Linked DNA regions of Homo sapiens: region 2 is linked to region 1. Evidence: chromatin loops called from intact Hi-C (ENCODE). Cell type or tissue: A673. All regions are shown on one strand. Links, peaks and the distances in the headings refer to the core of each region. The heading gives the core; the rest is flanking DNA.

Region 1 (2,915 bases), core at 104-2,603:
TCAAAACCTCAGCATTTGCCAGTCTCCTATACACCAAAGGAGTAGCATCTATTACAAAACAAGATTCCTAGGTTTCAACAGCTAGAACACACTCTCCACTCAGCAGGACACTCTGGCCAAGACTCAGCAGAAAAGATGTAGGATAGAAAAAACTGGGGACTTCATGCCTTTACATTTTAGTTTATTTTACAAGGAGAGGTGGATTTATTTATTCTTATTTCTTTATCTGAGGAGATCTTGCTCTATTGCCCAGGCTGAAGTGCAGTGGCGCAATCTCGGCTCCCTGCAGCCTCAACCTCCTAGACTCAAGAGATTCTCCCACCTCAGCCTCCCAAGTAGCTGGGACCACAGGCTTATGCCACCACACCCAGCTAATTTTTGTATTGTTTATAGAGACAGAGTTTCACTATGTTGCCCAGGCTGGTCTCAAACTCCTGAGCTCAAGCAATCCACCCGCCTTGGCCTCCCATAGTGCTGGAATTAGACGTGAGCTACTGCACCCAGCTAGATTTTATTTATAGATTTTTATTTCTCTAAGAATTTAATAATTGGAGGGAATTCATATTCAATTTGCGAGCATTACTATGCAGCTGAAAATGTGTTGGGGGGTAGGTTTATGATGTCATGAGGTGCTCCTTGTGCAAACTCTGCTGATACAGACAGGACAAGGTGCCAGGCTCAATCTGATAAAAAAAATAGGATAAAAACTGAAGCCAGACACGGTGGCTCACACTTGTAATCCCAGCACTTTGGGAGGCTGAATTGGAAGACCTCACTTGAGGTCAGGAGTTCGAGAACAGCCTGGCCAACATGGTGAAACCCTGTATCTACTAAAAATACAAAAATTAGCTGGGCATGGTGGTATGCGCCTGTAGTCCCAGCTACTCAAGAGGCTGAGGCAGGAGGATCACTTGAGCCCAGGAGGTGGAGGTTACAGTGAGCCAAGATGGCACCTGGCCCTCCAGCCTGGGTGACAGAGCGAGACTCCATCTCAAAAAAAAAAAATTAATTTTCAGCCTCAGGTGCTACGTGGCTCTCATGAGTGTCTAACACATTTCAGAGTCTTTTTTTTTTTTTTTTTTTTGAGATGGAGTTTGGCTCTTGTTGCCCAAGCTAGAGTGCAATGGCGCAATCTCGGCTCACTGCAACCTCTGCCTCCCGGGTTCAGTGATTCTCTTGCCTCAGCCTCCCGAGTAGCTGGGATTACAGGCACACACCACCATGCCCAGCTAATTTTTTGTATTTTTGGTAGAATCAGGGTTTCATCATGTTAGCCAGGCTAGTCTCGAACTCCTGACCTCAGGTGATCTGCCAGCCTCGGCCTCCCAAAGTGCTGGGATTACAGTCGTGAGCCACCGCACCCGGCCCAGAGTCTTCTAAATGCAAAGGCCAAACTGCCCACCCTGACCCACAAAGAGCAGAGGTGAATATCACAGAGCGGCTTCAGGGAGGTAGCAGCAGGACCTACCCTCTTCTGCTGCTTTCCTTCAAAGGGGTAGCCTCTTCTGGTTGCCCGTAAATTTGTCTGATAAACCCACAGGATTAAAGAACAAAAGAAATAGTAGTGATGGCTGCACCACAGCCATCCCACTAGGGGGAGCTGTGGAGTTAATACAGCTGGCACCTATGTGGCTTCCTCAAAAGACTGCAAGGGAAGAATTTCTAAGGAGCCTGACCTTAATCAGGCCTCTGTTCTCTATGTCAAGTTAATTTGCTTATGCGTGGCCTAGTCCTGAGGCTGTATTGCCTGCCAGTGCCTGACACTGTGGGACCCACGTTTCTGGTCTCCTGGAAGTTCGTTCTACTTGCCGATAATGAATACCCTTAGGGTTCAGTTGTCTTAAATTTGGGGTGAGAGATAAAATGCTTTATGGAATTCTCAACTTAGGACTCCCAGGGAGCTCTGAATAAATCAGTCTATCCTTGGTCTGTGCCCTCTATGAGCCAGTACCCTTCAGGGAAGGGGATAAGTGGTAAGATTCAGGCATCCTGAACCCCAGACGCAGCTAACAAAGTTTGTTAGAACTGGAACCCCTGTCTCTTGACTCCCAAACTAGCACTCTTATGCCCGCCCACACTGCTCAATTCACATAGGTAATTTGTCCTGAGGCACAAAAAAGAAAGACGTCTACACCCACCTGCTGGGGGAGTTGCTATTGTTATTTGCACTGAGTGCCGCTTAGGAGATCTCAGCAGGGTCACATTCACCGTATAATCAGTCGTAGGGTACAGATCCAAACACACTACAGGCACTTGTTCCCTCGTTGTGAAGTTAAACGATGTTGCATGAGAAAAGTTAGCCAGATACCACCTCTGACCCAGAACGGTAAACTGTCATGAGATTAAAAGAAAGTGTTACATTAGATTTTCCATTGACTAACAGGTGCCTAGACTATTAGCAAAATGGAGTTAAAACAAGAAAGTTCCTTTTATTTATCCTTGCCCACTTAGAATTACTTTTAAGACAATAGCAAGCTAACCTGAGGAAGGACTTGACAAAGCTACCTTACCTGTCCTCACAATCAGGTATAGGACCAAGCTTAATATGCATAACTACATCTCAGATGAAGAAAATATTAGTCTATTCCAAAATAATCCCTTGATTATAACGCAAGTGAAAGAGATTACATTGGAGCTAATGGGCAAAATTATTTTTTTTCCTCCTTCCCTTCTGAATACTTCGTTCTCTCTCTCTCTCTCTCTCTCTCTCTCTCTCTCTCTCTCTGTCTCTTTTCTGAGACAGGGTCTTGTTCTGTCACCCAGGCTGGAGTGCAGTGGCACAATCTTAGTTCACAGCAATCTCAAACTCCTGGACTGAAGTGATCCTCAGCCTCCCGAGTAGTTGGAACTACAGGCATGCACCACCACACCTGGGTAATTATTTTTACAATTAATTTGTAAAGACAGGATCTTAC
Region 2 (2,915 bases), core at 101-2,600, 810 kb after region 1:
TAATCTCCAGGAGCTTTGGTTTACTGAAGGATTTAGTCTTCATTGGCCAATTGAGATTGTCCTGAGAAGGGGCAGTGAAGGGAATTCATATACAGGTTATCTGAGATCCTGTTTAAAGACTTGTGCTTTTTAAACCCAAGAAAGGAGGATTAAGTAATGGGGGCAAGGTGGGGTAGAGTGGAAGAGGTGGAAGCACAATACATTCCTTAAGCTACTTAAATACTGCCACATTGATGTGGAATTGACTGGTTCTTTGTGGTCCCAGAGCAAAGAGCTGGGACCACTGGATGTAAGTTTTGGTTTGGTGTAAGGAAGGAATTTTTAATAGTCAGAGCTTTCCAAACCTACCTTAGTACAAGCCACCAGCTTCTCTCTCCTGCTTCACTACAATCATCTCCTAACTTGTTTGTCCATCCCTAAGGCCCTCTCCAATGCGTTAGCCATATGGCAGCCAAAATGATCTTTTCAAAGCACAGATATGATTGTCATTTCTCTGCTTATAACCTTTCAATGACTTCCAGCTACTCTTGGAATAAAGACCAAAATCCGAATTATGATGGGCTTACCGGCTCTGACCCTCCCTAACTCTTCAGCCTCATCTCACATGACATGGCCCCTTGCTCACAATGGTCCACCCACCAGGTCTCCATCATTCACTTCCTCCAACTCCCCTCAGGGCCTTAGAACATGCTTTTATCTCTGTTTATGACATCCTATTTCCATTTTCTCTAATGAGCGTCCACTCTCCCTTTAGATGTTAGCTCAACCATCCCATTCTCAAAGAAGCCTTCCTTGAACTTCCTGTCTTGGTCTGTTAGATGTTCTCATAGCAGCATGTACCTCTCATGTGTAGCTCTTTCCATCGTTATAATGTAATGATATTTGTATGAATTTTTGATTAATGCCTGAAAGTTCCCTGGGTACAGAGATCACGTCTTTTCCTTTTTTTCCCCACCTGCATCCTCAGTAGGGAGCATCGTGCCTGGCACATAAGTGCTCAATGAATGCCTCTTGGGTGAATACATGAACAAATGACTGAGTAGATAGAGCTGTTTAAGTGAGAATTGTACTCCTTCCACCAGAGATGTTTTATCCCGAGGCTACGAAAACCCAAAGCTTCTTTTAGAATCTGAGTCTATAATTCCAGGGTCCTTGCAATAAAGGTTTACTTAGTTAAGAAAATGGTAGTGAGCTCACCGGATTGCTGTGGTCAACCTCTGAACCATTGCCACATCGTGTAGTTGAAAAATGCCTGAGCGCCACCTAGCGAGCTGAGGAAATGTTCCTCTTGGCCATTCATCATTGTTCGTTCATTCCATCACGTGCGCCACCCAACACTACTCACATAGACTATGATGTCCTTGGGCAACATGGCGTCTCTGTCCCTCAAGGAGGTCACAAGTTTTTGGTGAACACAGATACATGAACAAAAGCTTACGGGTACATGTGACAAAGTACACTGGAGGTGTGTTTTCAGGAGGAACACTGTTTAACGTGGTTATTGGGAAGGATTTTAGTCTCAGAGAGAGGAGCGAGTAGCGAGGAACTGATTAAATAATTAGGACAGAGAGGCCGGGGGCGGTGGCTCACACCTGTAATCCCAGCACTTTGGGAGGCGGAGGCCGGCAGATCACTTCAGGTCACGAGTTTGAGACCTGCCTAGCTAACATGGTGAAACCCCATCTCTACTAAAAATACAAAAATTACAGGCATGTGCCTGTAATCTCAGCTACTCAGGAGGCTGAGGTGTGAGAATTGCTTGAACCTGGGAGGCGGAGGTTGTTGCAGTGAGCTGAGATTGTGCCATTGCACTCCAGCCTCGGCAACAGAGTGAGACCCTGTCTCAAAACAAAAAACAAAAAACAAAAAAACAAAAACAAATTAGGACAGAGAGAGAGAGAGAGATGGTGAGCAAGTAATGGAACATCGTACAGTAAAGAGGAAGAGATGGAGGGCTGGCCTCTCTTTGAGCTGGAGAAGGCTGCTGGGAAGAAGGTGAGATGGGCCAGATGTAGATGAGATGTTATATGGGAAGAGGACACCCTAAGGGAGACCTTTGTCTTGTTTTCTGGACAGTTTTGAGCTTTTAAACTATGTAAAGATAAATACTTTTCCACTGAACATGTCTTGGGAAAATATTGTGTGGGGTGAATTTTCTCAAACTTACCAATTTTCACTATGAAAATGAGACCTGCTGTAACTGACGTCTGAAAGCAGAGATGCTTGACTCTGTCCCTCTGTCATGTAGAAGATCAGCCAAGCCCAGGCCTAGACTTTTTTGGGGATTTGGGTCCAGATGACAAATAACTGCTCATTCTCTTCCAATGTAGACAGTTCAATCCTCAACTTGTCCACAATTCGTCCTTTTCCAAAACCCCAAGCTCCTAGCACTCTGTTTTGGTAAATTCAGTCCTCAACCCTTTCTAGCTGTGGCCTCAGTTTTGCTGTAGAGGTAGAGGATAGGGCTCAATCTCTCACTCTTTCACTGCCTCTGAGTACTGAGATACTGGAACACCTATTCTGTGCTGAGAAAAGGGATCAGACACTGGAGCCCCTCAGTTCAGGAGTCTGTCACTGACCCCAACTGGAGCCAACAATCTCTTCCATATCCAACATGAACTCTTGGCCAGGTGCGGTGGCTCACACCTGTAATCCCAGCACTTTGGGAGGCCACGGTGGGAGGATCACTTGAGCCCAGGGGTTTGAGATTAGCCTGGGCAATACAGTGAGACCCTGTCTCTACAAGAACTAAAAACTAAAAAAAAAAAAAACCCCAATGCATGATGTCTTGTCTCAGAAGAGGAAGAGCTACCATTTCTGTGAGGGGTAAGGGACTGCTGGTCAGATAGGGCAACTGCGTGCCACCGTGGCTGCCAGGAAAAGAATAGTGGTGTCTCTCTCTCTCTCTCTGTGTG

What was found. Peaks named below come from ENCODE experiments on the same cell type or tissue, not always from the same donor. Only the 100,000 strongest peaks of a DNase experiment are listed, where the experiment ranks them.
Region 2: a loop joins it to region 1, with 3 times the contacts of the local background. A loop is called at or near these places in 4 of 110 quality-filtered maps.

Annotation. Positions count from the first base shown.
Region 1 is chr9:112,096,332-112,099,246 of GRCh38, forward strand. SUSD1 (sushi domain containing 1) reads right to left here. Exons shown (of 17, transcript NM_022486.5): 10 at 2,139-2,331. Among named protein-coding and RNA genes, the nearest start is that of LINC02977, 57 kb to the left of the region's middle. RefSeq lists enhancers at 1,402-2,321, 2,322-2,915 and a silencer at 1,561-1,680. In A673, for the core only: a CTCF peak has its summit at 1,589 (motif pointing right); a DNase peak (open chromatin) is centred at 1,600.
Region 2 is chr9:112,902,060-112,904,974 of GRCh38, forward strand. No RefSeq gene overlaps it. Among named protein-coding and RNA genes, the nearest start is that of SLC46A2, 13 kb to the left of the region's middle. In A673, for the core only: CTCF peaks have their summits at 1,259 (motif pointing left) and 1,464; a DNase peak (open chromatin) is centred at 1,272.